2 separate regions of the Mus musculus genome follow, and region 2 is linked to region 1. The links are chromatin loops, found by intact Hi-C in ENCODE. Cell type or tissue: left cerebral cortex. All regions are shown on one strand. Links, peaks and the distances in the headings refer to the core of each region. The heading gives the core; the rest is flanking DNA. Region 1 holds the start of Rimbp3 (RIMS binding protein 3). Region 2 holds the start of Sdf2l1 (stromal cell-derived factor 2-like 1).

Region 1 (16,220 bases), core at 4,130-12,129:
CCCGCCTGGCCAGCGCCAGAGAATGGCTTTTACCTTCATCAGCCTCCTGCTGGCCGCCATCTTGGATCTGGTGCTGCTGCTTTCCCAAAATGCATCGCGGTAGGCCAGGCGGCTAGAACCCCCTCACTTCCTGGAGCGGGGGAGGGGCTAACCGGGAAGAGCGCGGAATAGAGAAATGTGCCTACTGTGTGCAGGTCCCAGGGCTATAGAATCCTGTGTAGACTCGAGTGACCTGGACAGTTAAAGATCCTTACTTTATGGCGCCTCCAATCCTATGGCAAGTACATACAGTGCTTGACACATAGTAGGTGCACTATAAATAGTGTGTACACAAAATAATAGAATAATCAAGATTATTTCAGGCACTACTAAACATTGTGAAGAAATCAAAACTGGGAGATGAGAAAGTTATTCTGTTACTGAACACGTAATACAATCGGTAAAGTGCCTGCCTGATCAAGAAGGACCTGAATTTGGGTTCCCAAGAACCCACACAGAAGCAAGCATGGTCATTAGCACTAGGGGAGGTAAGTTACAGTTAGATCTCTGAAGTTCTTTTTCTAACCTGCCTAACTGAATTGATGGTGAGCCTCAGATTCAAGGAGAAAACCTGTAAAGTACAAACAAGGAAAGAATTCTGTGGACCTCAGGTCTCCACATGCATGTGTGTGCACGCCCACACTAACATTCACATACAGCCTCCTACACACAAGAACTACAGGATCTGCTTCTCAGGAAGGCTCACTGAAGAAATACCATGAATAAGACAGTGCAGGGCAGCCGAAGATAAGTGGATTGTGCCTTTAATTCCTGCAGAGGGAGGCAGAGGCAAGCAGAATATAGATTCTAGCCAGCCTAGCTACATAGTATGATCCTAGTAATGGCTGAAATATCCAGAGAGGAAGAAAGAAACTGCCAGAAGGCAAACCCTACACTCACTCAGTGCTTTTACAAGTGGAGAAGTGTTGGAGGTTGGGAGATGAGATGTAGATAAGGCCTCATGTAGCCTAAGGTGGCCTCAAAATTCACTATATAACTAAAGATGACCTTAAACTCCTGATCCTCCAGCTTCCACCCTCAAGTTCTGAAAGTACCTGTACTCCATGAGTAACATCCATGTGCCCATTAGAAAGGATTTTTGCTTTGGTCTTTTGATGCCCTTTCTATCTAAAATTAATAGACTCCCTAAGGGAAAATCACTTGACACCAGTGGGGGAATGGTGGGCTAGGCCACCAAGACCCCAGACTCCATGTCTCAAAAGGGCTGAAGCTCTAAGGAGAAACTAGCAGTACAGAGCTGGCAACATGAGGCCGACAGAAATGTGAAGAGAATGCATTGCTTTCATTCAGCAGAATATTCAGGACACTTAATTCAGAGGTTTTCAAATTTGGTTCAAACAATATAACTCTTTTTTTGTTTGTTTGTTTGTTTTGTTGTTCTTGTTTTGAGACATGGGCTTGCTATGTAACCTTGGCTGGCCTTGAACTCAAAGAAATCCACCAATCTCTGCCTCCCAATTGCTAGGATTAAGGGTTATAATACCCATCTATAATACCCATCTTAAGATCATATAATTTGAGCCTGGAGGTGGTAGAGCCATATCCTCTGATTTTCCACAAGTACACCATAATATCCATGAGCATACACACAGAGAGAGAGAGAGAGAGAAAGAGAGAGATGCTCATCTGAAGACCCGAGTTTGATTTCTTTTTTGTTTTGCTTTCCTAGACAGGATCTCCCTGTATAGCCCTGGCTGTTCTGTAACTCACTCTGTAGACCAGGCTGGCATCAAACTCAGAAATCCGCCTGCCTCTGCCTCCCAAGTGCTGGGATTAAAGGTGTGCACCACCACTTCCCAGCACCAAGTTTGATTTATAGCATCCATAAGGTGGCTCACAGCACTTATAGCTCCAGTCTCAGAGGATCTGACACCCTCTTCTGACCTCTGAGGGCACTGTATACATCTGGAGCTGCTCAGACATACATGCATATATATAAAGTACCAATACACATAAAAATATACTTAAAAAAGTAAAGAGAGGAAGAAGTGTTGGTGTGGTGAAAGGGAGACAAGGGAGGGCAGAGGCAAGAATAATCAAAATTTCAATTCTGTTTTGTTTTTGAGGTAGGATTTCTGTATATATTCCTGGCTATCCTAGAACTCACTATTTGTACCAGACTGCCCTCAAACTCACAGAAATCTACTTGTCTGGTGCCTGTTGAAGCCAGAAGAGGGCATTGGATCCCTGGAACTATACTGACAGACAGTTGTGAGCCTTCATACTGGAAGAGCACTGAGCAATCTCTTCAGGCCTACTACTTCTTTGTTAAGCCAGTGTCTTTCTTAGAATATATACATGACACTTATGAGATCTGTACACTGGGGCAGGTAGAAATTCTCTTCCCTTTGCTTCCTCGATTCACCCTTGCAGTCCTGTGCTATCCAAGGAACTCTGAAACCCCACAGAATCCAGTTTGAAAACAGCCCATGTAATCTTTCTCTTTCATTTTGTAAGTGGGGAGACTCAGAGAAAGCAGTAACATGGCTTAATCTGCCTCCAAGTCTGTAACTCGTTCTCACATATCTCAAGCACAGTGGTGTCCTGGGTCACATGAAGTAACAGGGTAGAAACCAAGAAAGACACTTTTCTGAAACCCATCTGACATGCCACAGGAGGCTCTGGCATGACTAGCAATACCAGCTGGTGAGTGAGGTGACTCTAGAGATCTACACCAAATCCTCTCTCTGGTGACAGGCTGATCTCCAGACCTCATAGCTTGAACCCCAGTCAAGTAAGTCACATGAGCTGTGAAACCACCCATATCGTCATAAAATAACAACCTAAATCCTCAGCCTCTGTTGCCAGGTGCCCTGGAAAGCCACTGACACCCATGGATCGTCTCTGCAAAGCAGCGCCTCCTAAGAGCTCCATAAAGACAGGCTTCTTGCCGGGCGTGGTGGCGCACACCTTTAATCCCAGCACTCGGGAGGCAGAGGCAGGCGGATTTCTGAGTTCGAGGCCAGCCTGGTCTACAAAGTGAGTTCCAGGACAGCCAGGGCTATACAGAGAAACCCTGTCTCAAAAAAAAAAAAAAGAAAGAAAAAAAAAAGAAGACAGGCTTCTTGTAACCCAGGATAAACTAAAGGCTAAGTATAACTGGCTTCTCACTTGCTACCCTCATCTGCTTCAGTTCTGGTTTTTGGTTTTGTTTTTGGTTTTTGGTTTTTTCGAGACAGGGTTTCTCTGTATAGCTCTGGCTGTCCTGGAACTCACTTTGTAGACAAGCTGGGATTAAAGGCGTGCGCCACCACGCCCGGCTCTGCTTCAGTTCTGAAAATGAATTGTGAACCATAATTCTCATGTTCTTGTTTCCCAAAGGTTTGTTTTTTTGTTGTTGTTGTTTTGTTTTTAATTTATTTTTTATTAGGTATTTTCCTCGTTTACATTTTCAATGCTATCCCAAAAGTCCCCCATACCCACCCCCCCTTTTTGTTTTGTTTTTTTTTTAATTTTTCGAGACAGGGTTTCTCTGTCCTGGAACTCACTCTGTAGACCAGGCTGGCCTCAAACTCAGAAATCCACCTGCCTCTGCCTCCCAAGTGCTGGGATTAAAGGCGTGCACCACCACTGCCGGGTGGTATTTTCTTTTAAAAAAAATTTATGAACCCCTGTCTCGAACCCCCCCGCCCCCCCCCCCGCCAAAAAAATATTTAATTATATGAGTGCTCTGCTGCATATACATCCTCTGGCCAGAAGAGGGCATTAGATCCCCTTGTAGACGATTGTGAGCCACCTTGTGGTTGCTGGGAATTGAAATCAGGACCTCTAGAAGAGCAGCCAGTGCTCTTAACCACTGAGTGATCTCTCCAGCCCCCAAAGGTATTTTCTATAGGGTTAGGGGAATCTTGTTAGATAAATAACTATAGCAGTAATTTGCCAGGAGCTGAGTGCACACAGTGGTTAGAAGGCCCAGGTGTTGTCAGGCATGGTGATGAACACCTTTAGTTATACCATTCAGGAGCCAAAGACAGGCATATCTCTGTGAGTTTGAAGCCAGCCTGGTCTACAGATCCAGTTCCAGAACAGCCAGGGTTGTTACACAGAGAAAACCTGTCTTGAAGAAGAAGGAGGAGGAAGAGGAGGAGGAGGAGGAGGAGGAGGAGGAAGAAGAAGAGGAAGTAAGTCACCCTGGGTACTCAGAAGGCACCACAAAGGATCTTTCTGACAGAATGTATGGCTATGGAAGGTTAGTTATCACTGTGGGTTGTTTTTTTTTTTTTTTTTCTGGTTTTATCCAAGATCTGTCTTTTTTTTTTTTTTTCCTCAAGAATAGTCTGTTAAACCACACAATGGATCTGTGAACTTGTGAACTTGAGTATTACACATAAAAAATATGGAACGCTTCACGAATTTGCGTGTCATCCTTGCGCAGGGGCCATGCTAATCTTCTCTGTATCCTTCCAATTTTAGTATATGTGCTGCCGAAGCGAGCACCACTGTGGTTTTTTGTAAGCCAGTTAATGCCAGAGCCTGGAAGAACAGGGAGGAACCGGATAGGAGGAAAGTTCCTGATCTACACTAAAGTAGCCAGACAATAGCTATATATGTGATTTTTTTTTTTCTGAGACAGATTTTCTCTGTGTAGCCCTAGCTGTGCTGGAACTCCAGGCTGGCCTCAAACTCACAGAAATCCACCTGCCTCTGCCTCCCAAGTGCTGGGATTAAAGGCATGGGCCACCACCCAGCATTAGGTGTTATTATCATTGTTGGTCTTGTTTTTCCTTGAGGGAAAGAGGAGAGTCTATTGTCCCTCGTTTGAGGTCTGGACCTTACCAACAAGCTGGCTGAAGCTTCATTCCTTGCCCACCTTCAGGCCTCTTCCCAATACCCCCATGCCCGGTGTACACCCTAAAGCTTGCTGACAGGTGTTTGCTGAGTGTTGGAACTGGGTAGGCCTGGAGACCAAGTACAGTACCCTCTATGTTCTTTCTATCTGCCTGGTCCAACCTGCATGGGAAAGACATTCCATTTTTACCTGCTTTGAGTTTGCTCTGGGCAGAGACACAAAGGTTTACTAGTCATACCCATTCCTCAAAGGTAAAGCAGCTGTATGTAGAGTCATCAAGGCAACCCTGTGGGCTAGAGCATCTTGGGAACTCTAAGCCCAGCCTGGAGAGTCCAGAAAGGCTCCTTGGAGTAGAAAACTACCAAATCAATACCAAAAGACAGGAAAAAGTGAGCAGTAGGTAAGAGGACAAGAGTAGGTTTGAGTCAGGTGTAGGGTGCACACCTGTGATCCCAGCTGTCTGGTAGCCTGATGCAGGAAGACCACTAGTGCAAGGTCAGCCTGGACAAATTAGCAACATCCTAACTCAAATATGAATTTAAAAAGGAGATGGGTATAGTGCCATGCACATACCTCTAATCCCACTTGGGAGGCAGAGGCAAGTTGATCTTTGTGAGTTTGAGCCCAGCCTGGTCTACATAGCAACTTCCAAGTCAGCCAGGACATAGAAAGACCAGACCCTGTCTCCAAAACAAAGACAAACACAAAACAAAAAATTCCACCATCGCCACTACTACCACCACCACCAGAAACTTCAAACAGACATTCATGCATGGTGCTGCATACCTTTATTCCAGGCAAGGTCTCTGTGACTTCTAGGATAGCCCAGTAGACATCAGTTCTAAGCCATCCAGAGCTACAGAGTGAGACTATATATATATATATATTTTTTTTTTAATGTTTTGGGGAGCTGGAAAGATGGCTCAAGGGTTATGGGTGCTTGCTGATCTTGCAGAAAACATGGCTTTGGTTCCTCCTCCTGAATGGTGGGATTAAAAGGATATACCACCACTGCTCATCTTAACATCTTACTTTTTTTTTTAAAGATTTATTTATTTATTACATGTAAGTACACTGTAGCTGTCTTCAGACACTCCAGAAGAGGGCATCAGATCTTGTTACAGATGGTTGTAAGCCACCATATGGTTGCTGGGATTTGAACTCAGGACCTTCGGAAGAGCATTTGGTACTCTTAACCACTGAGCCATCTCTCCAGCCCCAACATCTTACATTTTTAAAGGGGCTGAAGACTGAAGATATAATGAATAGTAAAGTGCTTGCCTATTACTTACTAAATGAGACCTTGGGCTCAGTCTCTACTACTACTAGTACTACTACTACTTCACAGAGAGAGAGACAGAGACAGACAGAAACAGAGACAGGATATGAATCTCAGTGGTATAAAATTTGCCCAGCATGTTTGAGGTGGGTGCAATCAATCCTCAGTCACTGCCACCTGCTGATTCAAAAAGGCTCAGATGCAAGACATGTTGGTCAACTCCTGCAATCCAAGCACTGGGGAAGCAGAGACAGCCTGCTCTATAGAGTGAATTCCAGAACAGCCAGCTCTACACACACACACACACACACACACACACACACACACACACACGTCTCAAACAAACAAACAAACAAACAACACAAAGTTTCAGTTGATATAAGAAAAGGCACCGGGCAGTGATGGCCTTTAATCCCAGCATTTGGGAGGCAGAGTCAGGCGGATATCTGAGTTTGAGGCCAGCCTGGTCTACAGAGTGAGTTCCAGGACAGCTAGGGCTACACAGAGGAACGCTGTCTCAAAAAAAACAAAAACAAAAACAAAAACAAAAAAAAAACACAAAAAAACAAAAAACAAAAAAACAAAACCAAAAAGAAAAAAGAAAAGAAAAAGAACAAAGAAAAGGCTTAGCATGTTGGGTCCTGCGTAGGAACAGAGGAGTTATAGCCACTTAGGGCTCAGAGCTCAACCACAAATTTAAGCAGATCTTGTAAGAAGTTTACCTAATTTCAAAACTCGACCAGAAACCCTAGTAGAGCCAGGTGAGATCTGACCAGAATCCATTTTTACTCAGGCCCAGGATCAGCGATCATCTAGGAACCCTACTGGGGATCTAATTCTGGAAAGGATTGCACACTGCCAGGGCGAAAGTGGAACAGGTCACAAAAGCCCTAAAGCAGATATGTGTGGGCTCCGAAATATGCCCGGGGTATCCGGGGAAGTTCAGAGGCTAGTTTGAAAGGGGTCTCAGGAGTTTAGGAAGAAGCGAAAGGCACTCAATCTGTGGGGAGGCGACAGGTTATAAGGGAGATCGCCCCCAAGGCGGAAGAGGCGCGCGGAGGGCACCTAGGGGCGCCGGAAGGGGCGCGTGGGGCGGTTGGCAGCGGCCGGGGGCGGAGGCCGTTGGCTAACTGGCCTACCAATACCAAACTATCTCTCTGGCTTCTTGCCGGGCTGCGGCCACAATGACAAAGGACTCACCCACCCCCTTGGGTGGTGGCCGCGCGTCGCCCAAGAAGCCAAGCAGCCCCGGCCCAGCGGCCGCAGTGCTGGAGGAGCAGAGACGAGAGCTAGAAAAACTACGGGCAGAGCTGGAGGGCGAGCGCGCGCGCGGCCGGTCGGAACGGAGGCGTTTCGCTACCCAGACGCGCCAGCTGCGGGAGTCGGCTGAGCAGGAGCGGCAGCAGCTGGCTGACCATCTGCGCTCCAAGTGGGAGGCACGACGCCTCCGGGAGCTGCGGCAGCTGCAGGAGGAGGTGCAGCGCGAGCGTGAGGCCGAGATCCGGCAGCTGCTGCGCTGGAAGGAGGCAGAGATGCGGCAGCTGCAGCAGTTGCTACACCAGGAGCGCGATGTTGTATTGCGCCAGGCAAGGGAGCTTCAGCGTCAGCTGGCCCAGGAGCTAGTGAACCGTGGTTACTGCAGCCGCTCAGGGGCATCCGAAGCCTCCGCGGCACAATGCCGCTGTCGCCTGCAGGAAGTGCTGGCGCTGCTGCGCTGGGAGACCGACGGCGAACAAGCCGCGCGCATCCGCCACCTGCAGGCGGCGCTAGACGTGGAGCGCCAGCTATTCCTTAAATACATCCTAGAGCACTTCCGCTGGCAGCCGGCTTTACCGGGACCCGCGGACCCCCAAGCCACGCATTCCTTGGAAGAGCCGCCCCTAGAAGCCCAGAGTAACACTGGTGGCACCCCAAAGCCTGCTCGTCGACTCGGATCCCTCGAAAGCCTGAACACTGGCGTCCGGGTTCATTCTCCAAACGACCTGCTGCCCACGCGCGCCGGCTCCCTCGAATCTTTGGCAACAGCACATTCCTGCTCACTGGACAACACACTGAATTGCTCCCAGGCTTCTGAATCCGAGGTAAGGGCCCCTGCGACCAGCGCGTCTATTCCAGACACCTCCAGTCCCCAGCCGCCGCCTCAGCTACCATCAATACATAGGAAACCTAATGACCTGCAGAAAGAAAGCTCCGAGAACAAGCCCTGCGAAGCCTCGACCTCCTCGCCTCCGGGTCTGGACTACCAGGAACTGGTGAGGCAGAACTCGGAGCTGGCCGAGGCATTGCAGGTGCTGGTTCGCCGCTGTTGTGACCTGCGCGAAGAAAACTTGCATCTGCGGCGTAAAGGCTTCTCCGAGGAGGCAGGAGAGAAAGTGAAATGGCTCAAGGTGAAGCACGCAGAGCTGACCGATCTCGCTCAGCGCCTTGAAGACAGGGCCCGCAAGCTTCAGGAGACCAATCTGAGGGCCATGAGTGCTCCAGTGCCAGGTGAGAGCCTCGAAGGTCTGGACCTGAGCCAAGTGTTTACCTGCCAGCGTGCTCAGGACCTGTCAGAACAGGCTGGCGCGCTGCAAGCCAAGGATCTACAGATCGAAGCATTGAGGCGGGAGTGCCACCTGCTGCAGGCGCGCATCGCCGCGGACCTTGGCAGCTCCTCGCATCCTGAAGAGGGCGCCACGTGCGCGCAATGGTGCAACATCAGTGACTTGGACCGGCTGCAGCGTGAGTCTCAGCGGGAAGTGCTGCGCCTGCAAAGACAGTTGACTCTACATCAGAGTAAAGCAGGCGCCTGGGCAGACGCGGGCAGACCCAGCACACCCTCGGAGATAACTCGGCACCAGGTGCAGGCGCTGGAACGCGAGTTGGGTTTACAGCGGCGGGAATGCGAGGAACTGAGCGTTCAGGCAGCCGCAGCTGAGCGGCGCTACGAGGAGACAGAGGCACAACTGCAGGCCGCGCTGCACAAAGGCGCCAGGCTGTCAGAGGAGAATGCACGGCTGCAGGCCCTGGCCAACTGGATGAAGAAGATGGCAGATGAGAACAGCAATGTTTCCCGGCAGCAAAGTCACACGAGGCAGAGGCAGGAACTCGAAGCCACTAGCCTGCTGGCTGAGCAGCTGCTGCAACAAGAGGGATATGCGCAAGACAGGCGGCAGCAGCTGCAGCACTACAAGAATAAAGCCCTAAGTGACCTTAGGACTTCCGGGAAAGAGATGCAGGGGTTGCAATTTCAGCCTGGCCACCCCTCAGAGACATCAGAGACCACCCAAGCTTCAGAGTCCCAAGCCAGGGATAGCGGGAGACCCACGTTCAAAACAAAATCTGAAGAACGTGTATTACCTTTGCCTACCAGGGACATACAGCCTCCTGCTTGTCTCTCCCAGCAGGAGAATCCAGTTATCGTTGAGGAACCAGCTGCTGGCCCCCAAGTGTCAGACAGAAATTCAACTAGTCAGTCTCTGGACTCCAAACCGCAAGCCAAGAAAACCAGTTCACAGTCAAATTCCTCCTCAGAGGTAGAGTCCATGTGGGCTACAGTGCCATCTTGCCTTTCTTTGGACATGGACACAGCAAGTGAAGTGGATGATTTAGAACCAGACAGTATGTCCACTCCCCTGGAAATGAGGAGCCTTGAGGCTCCCATCATTCCCAAGCTCAAGCTCTTCTTGGCTAGATCTAGCTACAATCCATTTGAAGGGCCTAGTGAGCATTGTCAAGGCAAGCTGCCCCTCACAGCTGGGGACTATGTCTATGTTTTTGGGGACATGGATGAGGATGGCTTCTATGAAGGGGAGCTTGTGAATGGGCAGCGAGGGCTAGTCCCCTCCAACTTAGTGGAACCGATTTCAGGAAGCCCTATTCTGAACCACCTATTCCTCAAGTCCCCTGACATTGGTCCCACTGCACTACCAGCTGGGCACAGCAAAGTCTTGAAGAAAGGCAGCTTATTACTTGGGGAAGTACAGGAGAGAGGTCTGTGTCAGGTAGGAAGGGTAGACTCTAAGACAGATATGGCAGCAGAGAGTTTGAAAACCAAGACAGAAGCCTGTTGGCTGGGCTTGAAATCAAGCTTGGAGGAGCAGAGCTTCTCCAGACCCCTCCTGGAGGCCAAAGGCGCATTCTGTCTGGCCCCCATGGAACTACAGCTGCAGAATGTCACGGCTACCTCCGCCACCATTACCTGGGCCTCTGGCAGCAATAGATATCCGCATGTGGTGTACCTAGATGATGAAGAGCATATCCTGACTCCCTCAGGTGTGAACCACTACACCTTTCAAGGCCTACATCCTGGCACGTGTTACCGGGTGAGGGTGGGGGTACAGCTACCTAGGGACCTACTACAGGTGCTCTGGGAAACAACGTCCTCCACTCTAACTTTTGATACACCTTTAGCAGGTCCCCCTGACCCCCCTCTGGATGTGCTGGTGGAACACCATGCCTCTCCGGGTGTCCTAGTGGTCAGTTGGCTCCCTGTGACCATAGACTCAGCTGGGTCCTCCAATGGAGTGCAGGTCACTGGCTATGCTGTGTATGTAGATGGCTTCAAGGTGACCGAAGTTGCCGACGCCACTGCTGGAAACACCCTGTTGGAATTTTCTCAGCTTCAGGTTCCCCTATCCTGCCAGAAGGTTTCAGTGAGAACCATGTCACTGTATGGCGAGTCTCTGGATTCAGTACCGGCTCAAATCCCCGAGGACTTCTTCTCCTGCTGCCCATTCCTAGGAGCTCCTCCCTTTAACTACACAGATGGTAACCCTTTCCCTGTCTGTCACCAGAAGCTGGTACAAGCTTCTCTGGGTGCCAAGTCCAGTCCTCGTGGCCCTGGAAACTGTGGGGAGCCCCAGGCGAAGTTTCTAGAAGCATTCCCTGAAGAACATCCAAGGAAGCATTTGTCACTGTCCAGCCTGAGCTCAGATGGAACAAATAGCCAAGCTCAGGGGCCCACAGAAGCCTGGAAGGGCTACGAGAAGGACCTGTCCTTTCAGAAGAGTCCCCAGAACCACAAGCCACCTCTTCTCTTTGGCCAGTCTGGGGTAGAGGAAGGACATGCCCCACACATATGCATCAGTGGGAGTCCTGCTCCAGGATTTGTCCATCTCTCCTCAGAAATTGGACATGGAAAAATACGTTGTTGGGAGAAGCCTGGCCTTGAGAAAGCCCTTCTTCAAAATCAATATGCCCCGATGGTCCCACCTCACCAGCAAGGCTCCAGCCAGTGCCAACCAGCTGACTTCCATCATGTTTTTGAGGAGAAGGAGGCCCTGTGTTTGGATTCTCAGGGCACAGAGAAGCCAGAGCAAAGAAAGAACAAGTCCCAAAATGGACAGAGACAAGGGACTCCCGGAAGCAAGAGAGAGTGCTCAGTGCTATGCCCAGCACCAACCAACAAAGTCATTAAGATGACAAGTGGTAGCCCAGACCAGCTGGAGACTGACGCAAACAATCCAGTCAGGGTCTTCCTGGCCCTCTTTGACCATAGCCCCCTTGTAATATCTGTCAACTCAGAAGCTGCAGAAGAAGAGCTGGCCTTCCAGAAAGGGCAGCTGCTGAGGGTATGGGGTTCACTGGATCTCCATGGCTTCTACCACGGAGAGTGCAATGGACACCTGGGCAAAATCCCCGGGCACCTGGTAGTTGAGGTAGAGGTGGGCACACAACAGACTGATGGGAGGTGGCATCTGCCAGCACAAGGCCATCTGCTTTCTGAGACTCAACGTGAAGACTTGGAGGGTCTAACCAATTCCCAGGGATCTTACATGCCTCAAGGGAACTCCAGAACACCCACACTGTGGACCCCAAAGACAATGGTGGCAGCTCTGGACTACGATCCCAGGGATGGTAGAGCAGGGGTCCAGGCAAAGGGCAAGCTGGTATTGAGAGCTGGAGATGTAGTCACAGTTTATGGGCCTGTGGATGATAAGGGATTCTACTATGGTGAGTATGGTGGACACAGGGGCCTGGTCCCAGCCCACCTGCTGGATGACTTGCCTGTCCATGGAGAGTAAGCACGACTCCCTTGGAGGGTAGTGGCATCCGGTGGCCCAACACCCCTTGGAAACAGAAGCAAGCACATGAATTTTCACACAGTATCCCTCCTCCCTAGCCACCGTAAGCAACACTGGCTCCAGGCAACATCACCTGAAACTGACAACAGTCCTCAGATGTTGTCCTAGTAACCAACAGCAGCAGGACTTAAATCTGAGTTGTTCCCCAAAGAAAAGTAAACCAGCCAACCCCTGAGAGTTTGATAGGCTATTTCAAAGACACGGATAACCATGATGGGTATTAGAGATGCCTTTTTCTGTGGTCAGTATGTTTTCGTTAGCAGGTTAACATTATCCATCCATTGCCTGTATGAAAGTCTCAAGAAAATTTAAAAAGAAAAAGCAATCAGAAAATGCTATTTTTCTATTTTATGTTCAACCCTCATTAAAATGTTCATAGAAAAAGAATATTTCGGGAGTTAAAGCATGGCCAAGGGAAATAGGAGCCTACCTCCTCTCTGTTCCCCTCTGTCCAGTGGATGTGGAATGGTGGCAGGAGCATTTTCCTGAAAGGACGGGAGGTATATTGTCACTGTAGGGTGAGCCTTGCTCAGGGCAGGCTGTTCCAGCTAAGGTGAATGAGGTAGGAGAGCTTTAGCCTCTTTAGAGGCAGAGCTGAAGCTCTGTACTGTAAGGCAGAGTCAGTGCCTCTAGGCTACGGGGCCTACTCCAGGAACTGCTGGTGTTCCCATGATGCTTTGTAAGGGATCCCCTTGGGAAAGTATTTCCTGTATGCTTTACAGAAGAGCCTACGGCAATTTGAAGGAGACTGGTCATGTCCAAGGTTGTGTGACAACCAAGAGCCACCACCTCCCATGGTCTTTCAGGGCTCTCCAGGCTAGTGAACAGGGAGGTTGGGACTTCCCGCTTCTCCCCTCAGATACAACAGAGAACTCTGCCTTCTAGAGTGTAGCCAAAGACAACTGGAAGCCCCCTGGGGCCAAAATATTGAGCTGTCCACCAGCTGTTCCAGCAAGGAGGTTAACTTGGACTTGAAGGCTACTATCTGAAAGTGGGAAGGAGAAAGGAACTGCTGGGAGCCCCTCAAAAGGTTTAAAAATGACATGGAAAGCCAGAGTGGAGTCACCTGAAACTCCACTCATTCAATGCTGGAGAGCTGAGGTTGTAGAGTGGAGAGGAAATCCACCCAGCATCCGGTAAACTGGAGGTCATTGTCCTTTCCTACCAGTCTCTATGACCCTTGAGGAACAAGCTCAGACTGGCTCTGCAGCTAATCAGAGGAGGGCACAGAGACCAGCTCACCTTGCTGGACTTCATGTCCAACTCCGGAGGGCAGGTAGAACCTTTTCTCTCTCTCTTTTTTTGTTTGTTTGTTTGTTTGTTTTGTTTTGTTTTGTTTTTTCGAGACAGGGTTTCTCTATATAGCCCTGACTGTCCTGGAACTCACTTTGTAGACCAGGCTGGTCTTGAACCCAGAAATCCGCCTGACTCTGCCTCCCAAGTGCTGGGATTAAAGGCGTGTGCCACCATGCCCAGCGAACCTTTTCTCTTAATCCATAGCAATTGAGAACAACACCTTTCACAATTGTTTTTACTTAATAGGGCATTTGTATTTATACATATGTTCCTGTACACATATCATTGTGTATGTGTGGTGTCAGAGGACAACTTGTGGCAGTCAGTTCTCCCCTTCCACTGTGTGGATCCCAAAGATCAAACTCAGGACTTCAGGCTTATTGGCAAGTGCCTTTTACCAGCTAAGCCATCTTACAGGCCCTACAAATGGTTTTTTTGTTTTGTTTTGTTTTGTTTTACTGTATAAACTGGGGCTGATAAGATAGTTCAGTATGTAATGGTGCTTGCAGACAACCCTGAAGATTTGAGTTCAGTCTCCAAAACCCACATTGTTGATGGAGAGGACCAACTCAAGTTGTCCTTTGACCTCCACACAGGTACCATGGAACTCATAGGCCCATATACAAACACACACAAAATAAGGGTTAAAAGAAAAACAAAACAAAACACTGGGCATAGTGGCAAATGCCTTTAATCTGACTTCTCAGGAGGCAAGGGGCAGGTGGATCTCAGTTTGAGGACCCCTCATCTAAAGACTAAAGGATAGCCAGGGCCACAGAGAGAGACCCTGCCACACTCCCTCATGCCCCCATTCAAAGGTGCTAGAGAGACAACCCATTGACTGGAAGCACTGACTGCTCTTCCAGAAGACCCCAGGTTTCAATCCTACATAGATGCTCACAGCTGCCTAGAACTCCAGATCCAGGGCATCGAATGCTTTCTTCTGCCCTCTGTGGCACCTGGCACACATAGTGCTACTACATACATGTAAGTAAAACACTCAAATACTCATAAATCCTATAAAAATAAAATTAAGATGTAGAAACTAACCAAAGTATAAAATTCTCTATCTCAGGAATTAGGGATATAGCTTAGAAGTGAACCATTTGCCTAGAATGTGCAAGGCCTGTGTTTGATTCCTAGCATGTTAAAAAAGTACCCTAATTTTGTTTTGTTATTTTTTTTTGTTTTTTAAGACAGGGTTTTTTTTCTGTGTAACTTTAGCTGTCTCTATAGACCAGGCTGTCCTCAAACTCAGAGATCCACCTATGTTTGCCTCCTGAATACTGGAATTGAAGGTGTGTGCCACCACCTCTATGGCTAATTTAAAATTTTTATTAATGTGTACCAGATTAAACTCAAACTCTGTGAGGCACAAGCTGGCCTTGAACTTCTGGTTCTCGGCCCTGGGGTTAGAGAAGTGCACAATACGCTTGTCTAGCTGAAGGCTCTCTGCCCTGCCCACTTCCTTTAACAGCCACCATATTAACCACCTTGAATTTTGTTGTTTCTCTGTTTGTTTGTTTGTTTCCAGACAAGGATTCTCTGTGTAGCCTGGCTGTCCAAGACCTCACTCTATATACCAGGCTAACCTCAAACCCACAGAGATCTGCCTGCCTCTGCCTCCCATGTGCAGAGGGATTTAAGGGGTGCCCCTCTACCACCACCACCACCGCCACCACCACGGAGCCATTTTTAAACACTTTTTATCTTTTTTGTTGTTGTTGTTTGGTTTTTTGAGACAGGGTTTCTCTGTGTAGCCCTGGCTGTCCTGGAACTCACTTGGTAGACCAGGCTGGCCTCCAACTCAGAAATTTACCTGCCTCTGCCTCCCAAATGCTGGGATTAAAGGCGTGCACCACCACTGCCCACTTTTTAAACACTTTTTTTAAAGACTTATTTATTTATTATATGTAAGTACACTGTAGTTGCCTTTAGACACTCCATAAGAGGGCATCAGATAGCATTACAGATGGTTGTGAGCCACCATATGGTTGCTGGGATTTGAACTCAGGACCTTCGGAAGAGCAGTTAGTGCTCTTAACCCCTGAGCTATCTCTCCAGTCCTTTAAACATTTTCTACAGATCTCTAGAATCTCACCACTTCCACTCCCATTTTTCATTTTATAAAGTGCAATTAAATTTACAAGACTATAAAGCCCATCACCCACTCAACTCTTTCCAACTTCCTTTAAAACACTGCCTCAGGGTGCTTTCAGGTCTTGCCACACCCTCTCACCCCCACTGGCACGAGTCTCCTGCGGCTTTCACCCCCAACTGGCCTGGGCCCCCCATTTTTTTTCCTATTTCTCAACATGTCATCTGGGCAGATCTTTTGGGGTCATGTTTGCCTTGTAAGACCTCGTGCCAAGAAAATAGCATTTTTTTTAAACCCTAAAGGCCTGGAACCCAGCCGTCTTTGTCCCCTCTCCCCAAAACGTTTGTTTACTGGGGAAGGACAAAAGCACTCACAGGTCAGAGAACGATCTGTGGAGCGGACAATCCTTTCATGTGGGCCCCAGAATCCTGACTTGTGACTTAGGTCATGAGGTTTGGCAGCACCTACTGAGCAGGCACCCCCTCCCCCACTGGAGGAACCTAGAATGTGCCTCACAAACCCATGGAGTCGTTTTCACAAAAGAACTAGAAGCAAGTGTGGGGCCTGCCCAGCCAAATACCAAGCTAGACTCTTCTCACACCCAGAAATCTTAAATCCCAGTACTCATAGGAA
Region 2 (16,220 bases), core at 3,820-11,819, 77 kb before region 1:
AATTCAACCACCATGGGTGGGTGGGACATCTATCCAAGCTCGGAGAACAGACGGGATTCCAGCCCGGATGCAGTCCTCTGGACTTATTAACTTCAGGGAACTCAAACTTTCTCTAACAGGCTTCTGATTCTGGTGAGGTACTCCAAGGAGGGAGCTGAAGGGCGAGCACCCGAGGGGGCTCAAACACAAAGGAGAGAGGCCTGCGCTCAGTTGCAGAGGGGAGCACAGTGGGACTACTTGTACCCTGTTTCAGACCAGAACTAGAATAAGAGGGATACTTCACTCCTTGCACGTGAGGCCCTTGGAGTCCGAGATCCGGTCCTTGGTCCATTCCCCCAGTATGAGTTCTGCACTCTATCCTAACAGATTCTCCTGCCTAGAAGAGCAGAACTAGGGCTTCCTGGCATCTGGAGTTTCCCTGGCCTCACCGCACACCCTATCCCAGACCAGTTACTCACGTGGACAGACACCTCTTGTTCTCACCAGGGGGACAAGGTGAAGCTTAGTGGAAGATCCAGGTAGGCGGCGGCCCCGTCATATCTGGACAACCCCGCACCTCAGCACCTCGTGGCGCCCTCTCTCCCTCGGCTCCATCTTTAACCATCTGACAGTCCCGAGGGCCGAGCCCCGGGCCTCAAGGCACAGCGCCAGCCTCATTGGCTTGCGCCTACACCAAGCTTTGCCTCCTGCGCACCTATTGGCTGCTGCTGGAAAGATTTCAAAATAGCCTCCAGGCTCCGATTGGCCAGGCGCCCGAGTTTTGGCTCCACCGTTTTAACAATGAGTTCTACAAACACTTTCTCCTCATTCATAACTCTTGAAAAGGAGCTCTGTCCGCCTTTTCCCAGCTCATTTCTCTGTAGTTATTATAGTGATACTCATGAGGGCGCGTCCATGCTTACTACACAGCTCACCAAATTAGCGAGGGCTCTGAGATCCCGGCAAAGTGTCCTTTGGCCAAGCCAGCGGTTGAATGAACCCCTAGGGGATGCTTCGTATTTCGCGAGAAATTTGTTCATTGCTCCTCCAGGATGGGACATTTACTTAAAAACCGTGGCCTTCCCTCTTTCTGTCCAACTTCAGAGCATCGTCATCAGGAAACCTCTGGCTGGGCTGAGGAGGCCCTGGCACTTTTTGTAAGTGAAGAAATGCTCTGATGTCATTGATGTCATTGAGAATGTGAACCACTTTATGGGTAAGAGTTCATTAAGTGACCTTTCTGAGCTAATATGTCCAAAGATACACAGCACCTAGCACCCAGAACCTGAGGTGTTCTACTCAGTTCTGTCAGCGAAGGGAAAAACAGAGTTTTGCAGCTGGCGTCTGAGCTTTACCCCTAGTTATATCCATATGAGACAGGGAATCTTTACCCCCCAGCTCAAAGGCTGAAAGAAAATATTTTTAAAGCAGACAGAGCTGGTTTTCGATCTTCAAGAACTCATTTTGTCCACTTAATTTTAAATGTAATTTTTTGTGTATGGGTGCTTTGTTTGCCTGTCTGTACCACCATGTACATGCCTAGTGTTCAGGGAGGTCAAAAGGCTTTCTATCCTCTGCAACTGAAACTATAGAGGATTGTAAGCAAACACATGCATGCTGGAAATGAAACCCATATGCTCTGGTAGAGCAACCAATGCTATTAACACTGACCCATAATATCTCAGTCCCTACATTGTTTTGTCTTCTTTGGGAAAAAAAAGAATGCTGGTTTTTTGAGACATCGTATATCACGGCTGGCTAGTTGAGAACTCACAGAGTAGACCAGGCTAGCCTTGTGCTTATGGTAATCCTCCTAGGTTTTTGCAGTACTGGGGATACAGCCACCACACTGCATCGCTCCACACAGATACAAAATAAAACATCCAGAAATTCCAACATTTGGGAAGTGGAGAAAAGAGCCAGAAGTTCAAGACCAGCCTGAACTACATGAAATACTGTCTTTAAAGAGAGGGGGCTCACCAGAAAGAAGGCTCAGTGGTTAAGAGGGTTGGCTGCTCTTCCAGAGGACTCAGGTTCCATGCCCAGGATCCACAAGTTGTCTCAAAGGCATCTGTAACTCCAGTCCAGTATCGTCTTCTGGTCTCTAAAGCCATTGCATGCATAGACATATGGGCAGTCAAAACACCCATACACATAAAAATAAAAATCAAATGTAAAATTAAAGTGTTTTGCTGCTGCTCCTGTGCTTTTCATTTGTAATGTTTTGCATTCTGCATGGAAGCAACTTTTCTGCTCCATGAGTTTGGGGGCTGGAGAGATTGATGGCATGGCTGTCAAAATCGAGTACTACTCTTGCAGAACTGTTAAAATTGGACTTAAATGAGTTCCCCAGCCATACTAGATGGCTTACAGCCACCTGCAGTCCCAGCTCCAGGAAATCCAACACCCTCTTCTGACCTCTGAGGACACCTAACTCATGTTCATATTCACACACACACACACACACACACACACACACACACACACACACACTTTAAAATGGCATTTAAAAGTTTGGCAATAGATCAAGGCACATTAGTACACATCTTTAATCCTAGTACCTGGGAGACAAAGGCAGGTGGATCTCTATGAATTCAAGGAGACCAGGCTACATAGCGAGTTTCAGATTAGCCAGGGTCGCATGGTAAAACCTGTCTCAAAATAAAAGTTTGTCAGTGGAAAGACCAAGTCTCTTACAGACAGGGGAGTAATGGTCCAAGACATAACTCCCTCCCCTCAGGATTCAAATTGACTACAGCTTTTCTCTCATCCACACATTAGTAAAGTCAACTGATTTCTCAAATCCATGTTATCAGTTCTTCCCACACTATCCCAAGTCCCTCCCAGCCAACTGTCATCTCAGCCTCTTAGGATTTTTCCTGGCCCTCAGGAAATCATCCTACTAGTTCCCCTGAAGTCCTTATGACCTACTCAGTCAAGCCCAGGAAATCTGTCATTCCTTCCCCCACCTCTAGAGGCCATGCACACACCACTAGTGAGCTGCCAGCTTGCTGGTGAGGGACCTTTTGCTAGTGTGTGTGTGTGTGTGTGTGTGTGTGTGTGTGTGTGTTTTCTTATGTGCATTATTTTATCTAATGTTAGTGTTGTAAATGGGCCCTATGCCTTGTACATGCTAGAAAATGTTCTACCTATAGCCTCAAACATACCAAGTACCAGCCGGGCATGGTGGCACACGCCTTTAAGCCCAGCACTTGGGAGGCAGAGGCAGGCAGATTTCTGAGTTCGAGGCCAGCCTGGTCTACAAAGTGAGTAGGACAGCCAGGGCTACACAGAGAAACCCTGTCTCGAAAAAACAAAAAACAACAACAACAAAAAAAAAAAACATACCAAGTACCAACTGTTCCACAACTCAATTAGTCCCCCAGCTCTTGCTTTTAAATTATACAACCTTAACCACCCAGATTGGATGGGTTTTGTTGTTGTTTGTTTGGAGTGGGGAAATTGTCTTCCCTTGCGATGTCCCTTCTCACTCTTTTTGTTGTTGTTGTTGTTGTTGTTGTTTTGTTTTGTTTTTTCGAGACAGGGTTTCTCTGTGTAGCCCTGGCTGTCCTGGAACTCACTTTGTAGACCAGGCTGGCCTCGAACTCAGAAATCTACCTGCCTCTGCCTCCCCAGTGCTGGGCTTAAAGGCGTGCGCCACAACGCCAGGCCCTTCTCTTTTAAAATTACAGGTGTCTGAAAAAATGTTCAACATCCTTAATCATCAGGGAAATGCAAATCAAAACAACCCTGAGATTCCACCTCACACCAGTCAGAATGGCTAAGATGAAAAATTCAGGTGACAGCAGATGCTGGCGAGGATGTGGAGAAAGAGGAATGTTCCTCCATTGTTGGTGGGATTGCAAGCTTCTACAACCACTCTGGAAATCAGTCTGGCGGTTCCTCAGAAAATTGGACATAGTACTACCGGAGGATCCAGCAATACCTCTCCTGGGTATATATCCAGAAGATGTCCCAACAGGTAAGAAGGACACATGCTCCACTATATTCATAGCAGCCTTATTTATAATAGCCAGAAGCTGGAAAGAACCCAGATGCCCCTCAACAGAGGAATGGATACAGAAAATGTGGTACATTTACACAATGGAATACTACTCAGCTATTAAAAAGAATGAATTTATGAAATTCCTAGGCAAATGGATGGACCTGGAGGGCATCATCCTGAGTGAGGTAACCCAATCACAAAGGAACTCTCACAATATGTACTCACTGATAAGTGGATATTAGCCCAGAAACTTAGGATACCCAAGATATAAGATACAATTTGCTAAACACATTAAACTCAAGAGAACGAAGACTAAAGTGTGGACACTTTGCCCCTTCTTAGAATAGGAAACAAAACACCCATGGAAGGAGTTACAGAGACAAAATTTGGAAGTGTGACGAAAGGATGGACCATCTAGTGATTGCCATATCCAGAGATCCATCCCATGATCAGCTTCCAAATGCTGACACCATTGCATACACTAGCAAGATTTTGCTGAAAGGACCCAGATATAGCTGTCTCTTGTGAGACTATGCCAGGGCCTAGCAAACACTGAAGTGGATGCTCACAGTCAGCTATTGGATGGGTCACACGGCCCCCAATGGAGGAACTAGAGAAAGCACCCAAGGAACTAAAGGGAACTGCAACCCTATAGGTGGAACAACAATATGAACTAAGCAGTACCCCGGAGCTCTTGACTCTAGCTGCATATGTATCAAAAGATGGCCTAGTCAGCCATCACTACAAAGAGAGGCCCATTGGACTTACAAACTTTATATGGCCCAGTACAGGGGAATGCCAGGGCCAAAAAGGGGGAGTGGGTGGGTAGGGGAGTGGGGGTGGGTGGGTATGGGGGAGTTTTGGTATAGCATTGGAAATGTAAATGAGCTAAATACCTAATAAAAAATGGAAAAAAAAATTACAGGTGTCCCTGTAGGTTTGTGCGCATGTGTGCAGGAATAAGAGGTCTGAGAGATCCCTCCCAGAACTGGAGTTACAAGTTGTGAACCACCTGACATGACATAGTTACTAGTCCTCTGAAAGTGCAGGCTGTGCTCCCAACTAGCAAGTCATCTTCCCTAGTTCTCTTCTTTCTTTAGGGCCTTGGATGTCCTAGTGGGGGCCTGCACCATGGGCAGGTCAGAGTAAGGGGGAGTGTGCCATTGCCATCAAAAGTCTGGGAGCCTGAGGTGTTAATTCCCAATAGATAGGCAGAATCCTCAACAGACCTTTAGTCAAAGATAAGTTTCAAAACTGCTGCAACCACCAGAAGAATGGGTTCCTGAGAGTAAGAGATGAGAGGACTGGAGAGTTTGAGCCCATCCCAGTTGGCAGGGGCCCTGCCTACGGCCAAGGCCCTTCAATAGAGAAATTGCCTAAGGTCAAGTCCTGGGAAATGAGGTCGGCGGCTCTGACGACACTGTATGGTAGACTGCAGAGTTAAACTGCACAGACAGGCATCCAGAAAAGGTTTGGGACAGTGAGATGGCTATGTGTACTGTGTGAAGCTGGCAAACTGAGAGTGATCTCTGGAACCAACATAAAGGTGGAAGATGAGAAGCGACTAGAGAGAGCTGCTCTGAGGTACAGGTGGCAACAAACACATCTCATGCACTCACACTTAGTAATAAAAATGAGTTTATTGAACAGGTTGGGGCCAGTTGTGGTGGTGTACACCTTTAATACCAGCACTCAGGAGACAGAGGCAGGTGGATCTCTCTGTGAGTTCCAGGCCTGCCAAGGATACATAGTGAGACAGTCTCAAAAAAAAAAAAAAAAAAAAATTTCAGCAGGTGCTTGAGACAGGTGAGATGGTAACTTGGACAGATATGGCTGGCACCTTCAGATCTTCCCCAGGGTTACAGCAAAAATAATCCCAGACCAACATTCTTTAATCATAAAGGCACTTGAGGGCCCCTACAAACAAAGTCTTACACAAGAGTGACCCCGAGATTGCCACTCAGCCACCCTCCCATCACTCATCTGGTTCTCAGAGTTCATCGTGACCCGTGGAGAGATCTGCTCCAGGCTTGATGAAGATTCCTTCCATTGCCTTCCACGTGTTGTGAGCATTGGCACTAGGCATGCCATGAACCTCATGCTGCCCACGGATGGGGTTACCATACTGTTCACCAGTGACCGACAGGAACACAGAGGTGCCCACGTGCTGGAAGCGGACACTGGCCTCTCGCTCCCAGTGTTGCCCAGAACATCGGACTGTCCACAGGTCCAGGTCATCACCCTCACCGTCTTCCCCAAAAGCACTCACCTCCTGAGAGTATAAGGTATAGGAACAGTCACACAGAGGGCACAAGCTCCCCTGAGCTGCATGTCTGGCCGTCATATTTGCACCTAGTATCCTGGGGCCTCTGCTCCTTTTCCTGACCTTCAGCATTCACAGCTATGAAAATGGAAGCCAAGAGTCCTGCCCTAGCTAGGCTCAGCGGCACACGCCTTTAAGCGTAGCACTCAGAAGGTATAGGCAGGCAGATCTCTGGGGGGTTTAAGGCCAGCCTGGTCTACATAGTGTGTTCTAGGACAGCCAGGGCTACATAGAGAAATCTGGTCTCAAAATAGACTCTCACCCCATTCTTCAGGTGCATAGAGCCTCTTGTATCAGACTGTGTAGTGCCAACTGGCCTTACCCCCAAATTCCCCTCCAACATTTTCCCCCTGAAACTCTCCAAAGCACTGTCAGATTCTCCCTGCGTCCCTCCCAGACCAGCTGCAATGAACACTGTACTTTAGTAGGAACTCTTTCGCAGAGGGGAAGGAGTAGGAAGAAGCTCCCACTTCTCTTTAAGACCCAGCCCTGAGTTTCTCCTTCCTGCAGTTTCCTATTATCTGCGCTGTGGGTCCACCTCTGTGTCCAAATACGAACTAATCTCTCACTTCTAACTCGGTGGAGAAAGTTACTGGGGACAGGACCCAGAGCAGGAGCTCCATAAACTTCTGAATAGAAACTCCCAATTCACAGTAGCTGACACTGAGTCCCCTCTTGGGCCCCTCCCCTACATCCCTCCCTCTGTCTTTGGGTCCCTGCCCCACGCAGCCTCTGTGGGTTTCGGAACGGGGCTTGCCTGGTTGTTGGATAGCGGCGACGGGAAGTGGTGCGTGTGCAGGTTCTTGCCGGTGAGCACGTGCGTGAGCCGCACTGCTTGCCCACAGCGCACTGGGAGTCCGCGCGGGCACCCACCCTCGGAGCCGCCGCGAATCCGCCAGTAACTATTGGCATCGTCGGACTCCTCCACGCCGGTTACCGACTGTTGGCCGCTGCCTGAAGAGTAACAGCCCACCCCACCCCGTGGATTCTTGTTAATCACAGACCTCCGGACCCTCGTCTTGAACACTAAAAAGTTTCCCTCACAGCCCCTACCACTCTAGGATCCAAAGAGCTCACCCCAGCCCAGGCCAGACCCTAAGTACCGGTGGACATCGCCCTCCCCCTTCCCGCGCATCCTCGATCCCTCAGGCTTGTCAGTCACGACCCACAAGCGAGTCTAGACTCGCAACCACCCAGCTCCCTGACAACCCACAGACCCCGCTAGGACCACCTAGTCTCTAAGCCCTCCGCCCCCTGGCGGTCCCAGTCACCACCCCTGCGCACCAGATCCGTATTTGATGTCGTGTGAGTGCAGCCGCACTTTGTGGTGGGTGTTGAGCAGCTTCAGCACTGACCCGCAGGTCACTAGCCCGGCGCTGGCCTTGGACGCGCCCCCACTCCGCACTGAGAGCGCCAGCAGCAGCCCCAGCAGCGTTGGCCCCGCTACCCTGCCCCGGCTCGCGCCCCACATCCCGCCAGCCGGCCAGGTTCCAGCTGCTCTAGACCTCTGCGCTTCCGTCCTCAACAGCGGCCAATCCAGCTCTGACAGCGCCCTCCCACGGCAGCCAATCGTCTGCGCGCGCGCGTTCCTCCTGCACTGCTATTGGACCGTGTGCAGCGGCCCCACCCCCAGCTTCCAAGGAGGTAGCTGGAAAGGGGTTGGAGACACCAGGAGGATTTTAACTGGTCCACGCTTCCGAGGACCCGCCAATAAAGCAGTGGCTGCGGCGAGCGTCCCCGGAGAGGCCACGGAAAGCCGCACACCCGGGTTGGTTGCTTCTAGTCACTTGGCTCCCGGTTAGAGATCCTCGGGTGTAGTAGGTATAGGAACCCCTTTGACCCTGGACCCCCTAAACTTTAGTCTCGTGTCCCTCCACTCAGACCCCGGGATAAAGCTACAGGTTCTTATGTTAATTACGAGATTTTGTGGTCTCAAAGTGGGCAGATAACAAAGTTATTGAAATCTCCTGGCCCCAGGAGTTAATCAAACTGAATCACATCAGTTTCTGGACCCCATGGTTTTTTAATTCTCTTAGTCATGCAGCTACTTGAGTCATTTGGTGGCAGAATCCTAAGGTTGCTGGATGACAAAGCTGTGAGCCCTCTCTCTCTCTCTCTCTCACACACACACACACACACACACTCACACAGTGCTGGCGCGCGCGCTCACGTACACACATTCACTCTATCCATCCATCCATCTGTTGAGTATTCACAAAGGAACTGCCCCTCCAGGCTACATTACTAAGAAGCTGATGAAGCATGTACTTAGGGCACTAGCTAGATACGCAGTAAAGTTTATGTTTGCATTAAAGTTTATGTTTCCGTCTGCAGATGTAGCTCAGTTGAGTGAGTCCAGCAAGCGCAAAACCCTGGATTTGATCCTTAGCAAATCAACCCTCAAGTAGTGGAGGCAGGAAGTTCAAGAATAAGTCTGAGGTCATCCGCCTAGAGAGGATGACAGGCAGACAACATGTTTCTAAGTAAGCTGTGTCAGAATAGTTAGAATCAAAATAGAGTCATTTGTCAGGCCTTTAACCCTAACACACACATGAATATGAGGCTGAGAAGGAGGGGATCTCGTGCATGAATGTCTAACAAGAATAATTTACAAAAGGCTCAGCCAGAACTGCCTTTCACAAAGGACCACAGCCTCACACAAAATATCTCTGCTTACACTCCAGAGCCAAAATGGGGGAACCAAAAATTCTTTTAACTTTTATGGGGCCTCACCTCATGACATTTTATATTTGTTTCCGTCTCTCTCTCTCTCTCTCTCTCTCTCTCTCACAGAAACTTTTTAAAACAGTTTTTTTTTTTTTATGTATATGAGTTGTAGCTGTCTTCAGACACACTAGAAGAGGGCATTGGATCCCATTACAGATGGTTGTGAGCCACCATGTAGTTGCTGGGAACTGAACTCAGGAACTCTGGAAGACAGTGCTCTTAACCAGTGAGCCATCTCTCCAGCCCTTGAAGTGGAGACTTAAGGACTCTATGTGTCAGTTGCATTGGGTTGATGTTTTGTTGGAGCAAACATGTGAAGGAACGTTTTGCTGAAGTGGACATAGATGAAAAGCTAAGACAGACTCATGAAGGAACATTCAGATAAAAGGATGTTTTGCTTAAACAAACACATGAAAGGACATATGATAATGGATTCTCTGCTAATGACACACATATATTGGTCCATCTTACATTTCGTAGTTGAGCTCCATTTGTCAGGACTCCATAGAGAAAAGTGCACCAAAAAACTTCTGGTGGTGGTATGTCTCGCTTCTTGCCACTTCTACAGACTCTGCCAATTGACAGAGTGATGTCAGCTGAGACAGACTCACATGGAGTTTTGCTAAGACAGACTCATGTGCTGAGGCAAGACCCATGGAGGACACATAATGTTTACAGAGAGAATAAAAAGGACTCGATGGACAGTGATAGACTTGGCTTGCTAACGTAGGTAGCTAAATGCTTGTTGGTCTTGCCTCTTAGCTGATCTTCCCTCCCTGAAAGAAGCACAGCCAAGAGTTTTTCCTGGCACTCCTATTGGTCCTGGTCCCTTCTGCTGATTCATTTGAATTGGGCTGAGGTCTTGCTGTCCCTGCTAGGTTGTGTCACTGCACACTACCGAACTGGAGTGCTGGTATATTTGTAGCCATTTGTGATTGGATCCAGCTTCCACTATTGACCTGTGAACTAAACTGCTGATTTCTTGGCAACACACATGAGATTTGCTCCAAAGAACAATTTCTAAACAGGTTCACTTTCCCTATATCCTTTCTTTTCCAGTTCTGGTGGGTGGTAGGCTAGACAGGACTTTAAAGCATTTAAGAAACATCAATAAAAGTAAAGAGAAAAAATAGAGCTGGGCGTGGTGCCCAGCACTCGGGAGGCAGAGGCTGGCAGATTTCTGAATTCGAGGCCAGCCTGGTCTACAAAGTAAGTTCCAGGACAGCCAGAGCTATACAGAGAAACCCTGTCTTGAAAAAAAAAAAAGATAGAGAGAAAATTAAAATTACACTTTTTATTGCTTCTTTGTGAGTTTCACATCATGTACCCCAGTCCTGCTCATCTCCCTGTCCCCTCATATCCAAACTTTAATAAAATACCGCAAAATAAAAACCACACACACACAACATAGAAAACATCTCATCATGGAAGCTGTAGTATGTCACAGTCTGTCCCATAGCATACCCCTCTGTCCACACATCTTCACTTGCAAATGTTCATTGCAATGAGTCATTGGTCTGGTTGGAGATCTCCGGCTTCTGTGACATCATCAATATTGGATCCTCACCGGGCTTCCTCCTTGTTATCATTCTGTTGCTGCCTTGTGTTGTGAAACAGGAGAGCTGTCCTTGTCCCTCACGGGCTGCAGTACTGGGGACAGTGGGGCCTGCACCTGGCCTGGGCAGCACAGTAGGGAGGCAAGGAGGCATGGCTGACCCAGCCCCAAGGGTGTGAGAGTGGGAGAGGTGACCCAATGCCTCTCAGACTGCAGCACTTGAGAGAGTGAGCCACTGGACATCACAGTGGAGCTGGATCTGGACGTGAGGGTGTGGATAAGCCAGCCCTGAGGATGTGAGAGCAGAACTGACTGTGAGCGGATTTGGTAGTCTACCTGGAGCAGTGCTGGGGTGGGGTGGGGGGGGTAAGCTTCAGGCTAGATGACTGAATCTAGGAAGGCTACATGCAGGACAGACATTGTAAGAAGAATGCTCATTTAGAATGTTGCAGCTTCAGACATGAACAGCTAAAAACAGGGCTCAATGGTCTGCCAAGAGATCACTGGGCCATGGGCTAAAGATGCACATTTCTAGGATAAGATGTTAGTGATTTCCAATGGGGGCTTCTCCCAATCTCCCAGATAGGAAGATCTCTGAAGCTGTGATAGAGCTAAGCTCTTTTTGGACTTGGCAATGGGAACTGTCAGTGGTGCTAATTAGCAGCCATTGTCTTTGAAAATCAAGGGTACCCTCTTAGCATTTTTCTTCTCACAAGATTTTCTTGTCTCTGGAAGAGAGGTCAAAGGCCAGTCTCTACAGTCTACATATATTTTCAGTAATCAGTGAAAATAGCCAGAATCCCTTGGTTTGTCCTAACTACAGTCCTTCCTTGAAATGGGATCAGGCCAGTGGGACATAGCAACTATGGGATTGGTATGGCCATGTAGAGGATATGGCTTCTACTACAAATAGATCCCTGATCTACCTACCTTAAGACCTTAGTCCTTCAGAATGACAGATAGTCAAGCTTTTCTTGGATCTAAGAGTGTGGGTGTAGCCAGAGTGAGCTCTACAGTTGTGTCGTTCCATTATCCCTTAGCTTCGTGGAGGGAACCTCAGACCCTTTGAGGAAGACTTTCGGTGATGGCAATTCTTAGTTGTCAACTTGACTACGTCTGAAATTAACTAATACCCCAAAATAGAGAGCACACCTATAAGGGAGTTTTGCTTAAACTAAAGTGGAGAGATCCACTTCTAATCTGGATCTTTGAGGTAGGAAGACACATCTCTAATCTAGATCTAATCTGAGCCAGATCTTCTGCTGGAAATCAATACAAAAGGACATGGTAGAGGGAAGCTTTTGCTCTTTGCCTGCTTGCTCTCTCCTTTCTAGCAAGACCATTCCTGCACTAGCATTAGAGCCTACTTCTTCAGGGTTCCAGTGTATACTGAAGTTCAGCTGAGACATTCAGCCTTGTGGACTGAGCAACTACTGAATTCTTGGACTTTCCATTCATAGTCAGTGATTTTTTTAAATTTACTTATTATTATTATTATTATTATTATTATTATTATTATTATTATTATATTTATTTATTTATTTTTGGGTTTTCAAGACAGGTCTCTCTGTGTAGCCCTGGCCGTCCTGGAACTCACTCTGTAGACCAGGCTGCAGTCAGTGATTGTTAGATTAACTGAATTGCAGGCTGTTAACCATTCTTTTATATGTGTGTGTGTGTGTGTTTTATATATGTGTACATATGTATATATACACATATATGTACCTATATGTGTGTGTGTATATGTGTATATATATATATATATATATATATATATATATATGTGTGTGTGTGTGTGTGTGTGTGTGTGTGTGCATATATATATATGGAAAGAGAGATTCATTTTATAAGTTCCATTACTCTAGAGAACACTGACTAATACACCCAAAGCAGACATTGCCACTACCTGAAAGGCTTGAGTCCCAAAACCCTGACTAGGGGAAGCAAGAGAATTAAGGATAGACATATAGACACATATAAAAATGAAGCTGGGCCGGGCGTGGTGGCGCACGCCTTTGATCCCAGCACTCAAGGCAGGCAGATTTCTGAGTTCGAGGCCAGCCTGGTCTACAAAGTGAGTTCCAGGACAGCCAGGGCTATACAGAGAAACCCTGTCTCGAAAAACAAACAACAAAAAAACAAAAACAAAAACAAGAAAATGGGTTTCTGCTGAGGAACAAGTCGGTCAGGAAGCCGCGCCTCAGCCATGGCATTTAAAGATACCGGAAAGACGCCCGTGGAGCCCGAAGTGGCGATACACCGAATTCGAATCATGCTCACTAGCCGCAATGTGAAGTCGCTAGAGGAGGTTTGTGTGGACTTGATCAGAGGCGCCAAGGAAAAGAATCTGAAAGTGAAAGGACCGGTGAGCATGCCTACCAAGACTTTGAGAATCACTACCAGAAAAACACCGTGCGGTGAAGGTTCCAAGACCTGGGATCGTTTCCAGATGAGGATCCACAAGTGACTCATTGATTTACATAGCCCTTCTGAGATTGTTAAAAAGATTACTTCCATCTGTATTGAGCCGGGAGTTGAGGTTGAAGTCACCATTGCAGATGACTAAGACAACTGAATAAATCGACTTGTCAAATTTTGCTGGAAAAAAAAATGAAGCTGGGATAAAGTGCGGTTCTCTACCTGGCACAACTGGGAACCTTAACATACTTATGTTCAAAAGATGCAAAGATTGGCCAGTCTGGGTAGGAGGTCTCCATAGATAAGCAGTCTCAGGTTGCAAATGTGACAACCCCACCCCCACTCCTCAGGGATCATAGGCCAAGAGAGCAAAGGGATCAGAGACAGACACGGGGTTCTGAAGACAGGTTCTGAAGACCTTGTGAGTATGTTGGTGAAGACACACAGGGACTGGCTACAGGGACGCAAATCAACATTACTTGAGGTGACTCCAGGTTTATATAATTTTGGGGGAACTGAGGGTAGAAACATCCAGGATGGGCAAAGGTCATTGGCTGAGGACTTAGGGTCCTGAAATCATTAGCATGGGGAAACATTTCAGCAATCTCAGATGATCTTGAACTAACCGGGAGAAAGGAAATAGATCCTGTAATCTAACTAAGGCTACAGGACATTATGCACATAGAGGACGTGGGGGTGGTGGTGAATGCCCCAGACAAGGTCAGAGAAGGGGAAGCCCTGGCGCTGGCGGTCTCGGTTTGTTCCCATCCCATCACCTGAGTCGCCACAAATGGAAAACACCAAACAATCTTAGTTTAGAATCAACAAATGACACAACTGCTGAGTGTGGGATCTATCGTCCTAAACTCATCAACTATCCTATGTTGGAAATCTTCCAGTTGCTGGATCTGCCAGGTCTGACAGTTCTCAGTTTACATCTTGCTTCCTGTAGCTTCCACCTTGAGAAGTGGTTCTCAATCTGTGGGCTGCGTCCCTTTGTGGTCAAATAACCCTTCATAGGGGTCACCTAAGACCATCTGAATATCAGATATTTACATTATGATTCATAACAGCAAAATTACAGTTATGGAGTAACAAGGAAAATAATTTCATGGTTGGGGTCACCACATGAGAAACTGTATTAAGGGATATCAGCATCAGGAAGGCTGAGAATCACTGTACTAGAGTCTATACAGGGTGGAAGAGAATTCAAGTCTGGGTTGGGGTCTATCTATACAGCTATGGAGAATTAGCCATGTTGGGGTGAGACTTTGGTGATGGAGGTGTTGGGGGGGTCACTCACACTTCTGTAGTAATCATTCATCCATTCTCCTGTAAACCATAAAATCATTAATTCACCAAGTTGGACCATGTTAAAATCATTACTTCTGTATATCATCATTATATATCTTATATCCTAAAGAAAAGTTCATGTACCATCAGGGCTGGCTCACCTTGAAGATGCTATTTAGGGGCAGGCATCCAGGTGCAAGGGAAGAAGATAACACACCAGCACCAGACAGCTGTGTCCACCAACATGTATTTATTTCCATTTGGCTCTTTGGCTCCCTTGATAATACTAGCAGAGCTCCTCCTGAGCACCCAGTCATCCTGACCTTCACTCAGAACAGGGCTGGCTGAGTGGCCAGCTATTAGGATAGGACAGGAGTACTCTTTGTGGCTCACAGAGGCCTCATGGGGAGTTATTTGGGCTCATTACAGTGGTTGTATTCATAAAGTTCTCCAACTCATGCAAAGGCGGGCTAGGAGGTGTGTGCTCACCCTCAAAAAAATCTTTGGTGTCATCCTCCTTACTTCCTCTGTCCTCCTCTTCCTCCTCCTCTTCCTCCTCTTCTTCCTCCTCCTCTTCTTCCTCCTCCTCACCGTTCTCACCCTCTTCAGTGTTTTCCACTTTCTTGGTCTTGGAAGATCTAGAGCCGATACTAGCATTGGAGATTATAGAGTGCTTGGCCTCTGACAGGTTCATGTTAGGTGTCTGTTCCTGGCCTGTTCCAGGATCCTGAGAGTTGAGCAGCTGGTGGATTGGCAACTCAGGGTGGAGGGAGAGGTAGGACTCTGGAGACTGGTCCTGGTCTGTGTCACCAGTAAGCTCCGGTTGCATGGAGGAGGGTTCTGTGCTATGCTGGGTGGTGCCAATACGGGAGACACTACGTGGAGAGGTTCCTGACCTGGAGGCATGTCTTAGGGCCTGCTGTGACAACTCAGCTTCTTCCAACTTACGAAGAAGACAGGTCCAGTTGATGTCTGAGGACAGGCGGATGTGGGTACCCTTCACCTTCTTGAAGCCCAGAAAGATGTCCATGAGAACCTCAGTGATAGGAAAAGAGATGAAGCCAAGTTGCTTATTGAGGCTTTCCTCAAACTTGTACTTGCAGATAAGCAAGGAGACTGCCTGCTCAACCAAGAAGTTAGTGAGTTCCTCAAACCAGGGGTTAGAGATGTAGGACAAGCTGGAAACAGATGAGATGGCGGGCAGAGGCTTCTTCTTCGAAAACTTGGTGTTGGGGCTCTGTGCAACAGCCAAGGAGAGAAAAGGAGACGTTTAACCCTTGTCATCCCCCTGCTGCCCTGTGACATCATATTGCTACACCCACCTTGGCCGTTGTGCCAATCTTCCCCCATTACAGTCAGAGAAACCAAGCTCATCACACCAGGATACAGGCCTGCCACATCTGCCTACTGTAACATTCAGTCCATATGCTGCACCTGTCAGGTCTAGAGCAAGCCCAGCAGCCTGAGCAGGCTGTGTGCATGAAAGCTTGCACACAGCTTGTGTTCAGAAGGAATTACATCGGAGCCCTGATGATGGTAGGATGAGATGTCTAGAGACCTTCAAAGTCAGGCCATCTATGTCTTCATACACACTTCCTGACCAAGGTCCCCTTTATGGAGCAGAAAGTCTAGAGTCCTAAAGCTAGATTAGAGGACACTTGGCCTTAAGATACAGAGTTGCCCTCTTGGCAAAAACTCCTGTCCAGCTGGGTGGTGGTGGCAGCAGTGCCAGCAGCAGCAGCGGCTGAGGCGCATGCCTTTAATCCCAGCACTCAGGAGGCAGAGGCAGGCAGATGTCCGAGTTCCAAGCCAGTCTATTCTACAGAGTGAGTTCCAGGACATCCTGGGCTACACAGAGAAACCCTGTCCTAAAAAAGCAAGCAAACAAACAAGAAAATCAAACCATTAAAAACCTCATA

The links. Hi-C counts contacts between places; a loop is a spot of excess contacts. Peaks named below come from ENCODE experiments on the same cell type or tissue, not always from the same donor. Only the 100,000 strongest peaks of a DNase experiment are listed, where the experiment ranks them.
Region 2: a loop joins it to region 1, with 2.0 times the contacts of the local background. A loop is called at or near these places in 21 of 42 quality-filtered maps.

Annotation. Positions count from the first base shown.
Region 1 is chr16:17,201,402-17,217,621 of GRCm38, forward strand. It overlaps Rimbp3 (RIMS binding protein 3), which reads left to right and starts at 6,734. Exons shown (of 1, transcript NM_001033338.3): 1 at 6,734-12,581. The coding sequence starts at 7,313. The coding sequence ends at 12,133. It overlaps Gm22129 (a small nuclear RNA gene), which reads right to left and starts at 4,497; the gene lies at 4,391-4,497. It overlaps Ube2l3 (ubiquitin-conjugating enzyme E2L 3), which reads right to left and starts at 91. Exons shown (of 4, transcript NM_009456.2): 1 at 34-91. The coding sequence starts at 60. In left cerebral cortex, for the core only: CTCF peaks have their summits at 7,884 and 8,789 (motif pointing right); DNase peaks (open chromatin) are centred at 7,610, 7,805 and 8,800; H3K4me3 peaks cover 2,160 bases; H3K27ac peaks cover 741 bases.
Region 2 is chr16:17,124,532-17,140,751 of GRCm38, forward strand. It overlaps Sdf2l1 (stromal cell-derived factor 2-like 1), which reads right to left and starts at 7,852. Exons shown (of 3, transcript NM_022324.3): 1 at 7,593-7,852; 2 at 7,066-7,262; 3 at 5,607-6,257. The coding sequence starts at 7,779. The coding sequence ends at 5,976. It overlaps 2610318N02Rik (RIKEN cDNA 2610318N02 gene), which reads right to left and starts at 671. Exons shown (of 7, transcript NM_001358255.1): 1 at 459-671. Ccdc116 (coiled-coil domain containing 116) reads right to left here. Exons shown (of 5, transcript NM_001373948.1): 5 at 14,533-15,538. The coding sequence ends at 14,702. It also overlaps the pseudogene Gm6440. In left cerebral cortex, for the core only: CTCF peaks have their summits at 7,607 (motif pointing left) and 7,840; DNase peaks (open chromatin) are centred at 7,158 and 7,915; H3K4me3 peaks cover 1,749 bases; H3K27ac peaks cover 508 bases.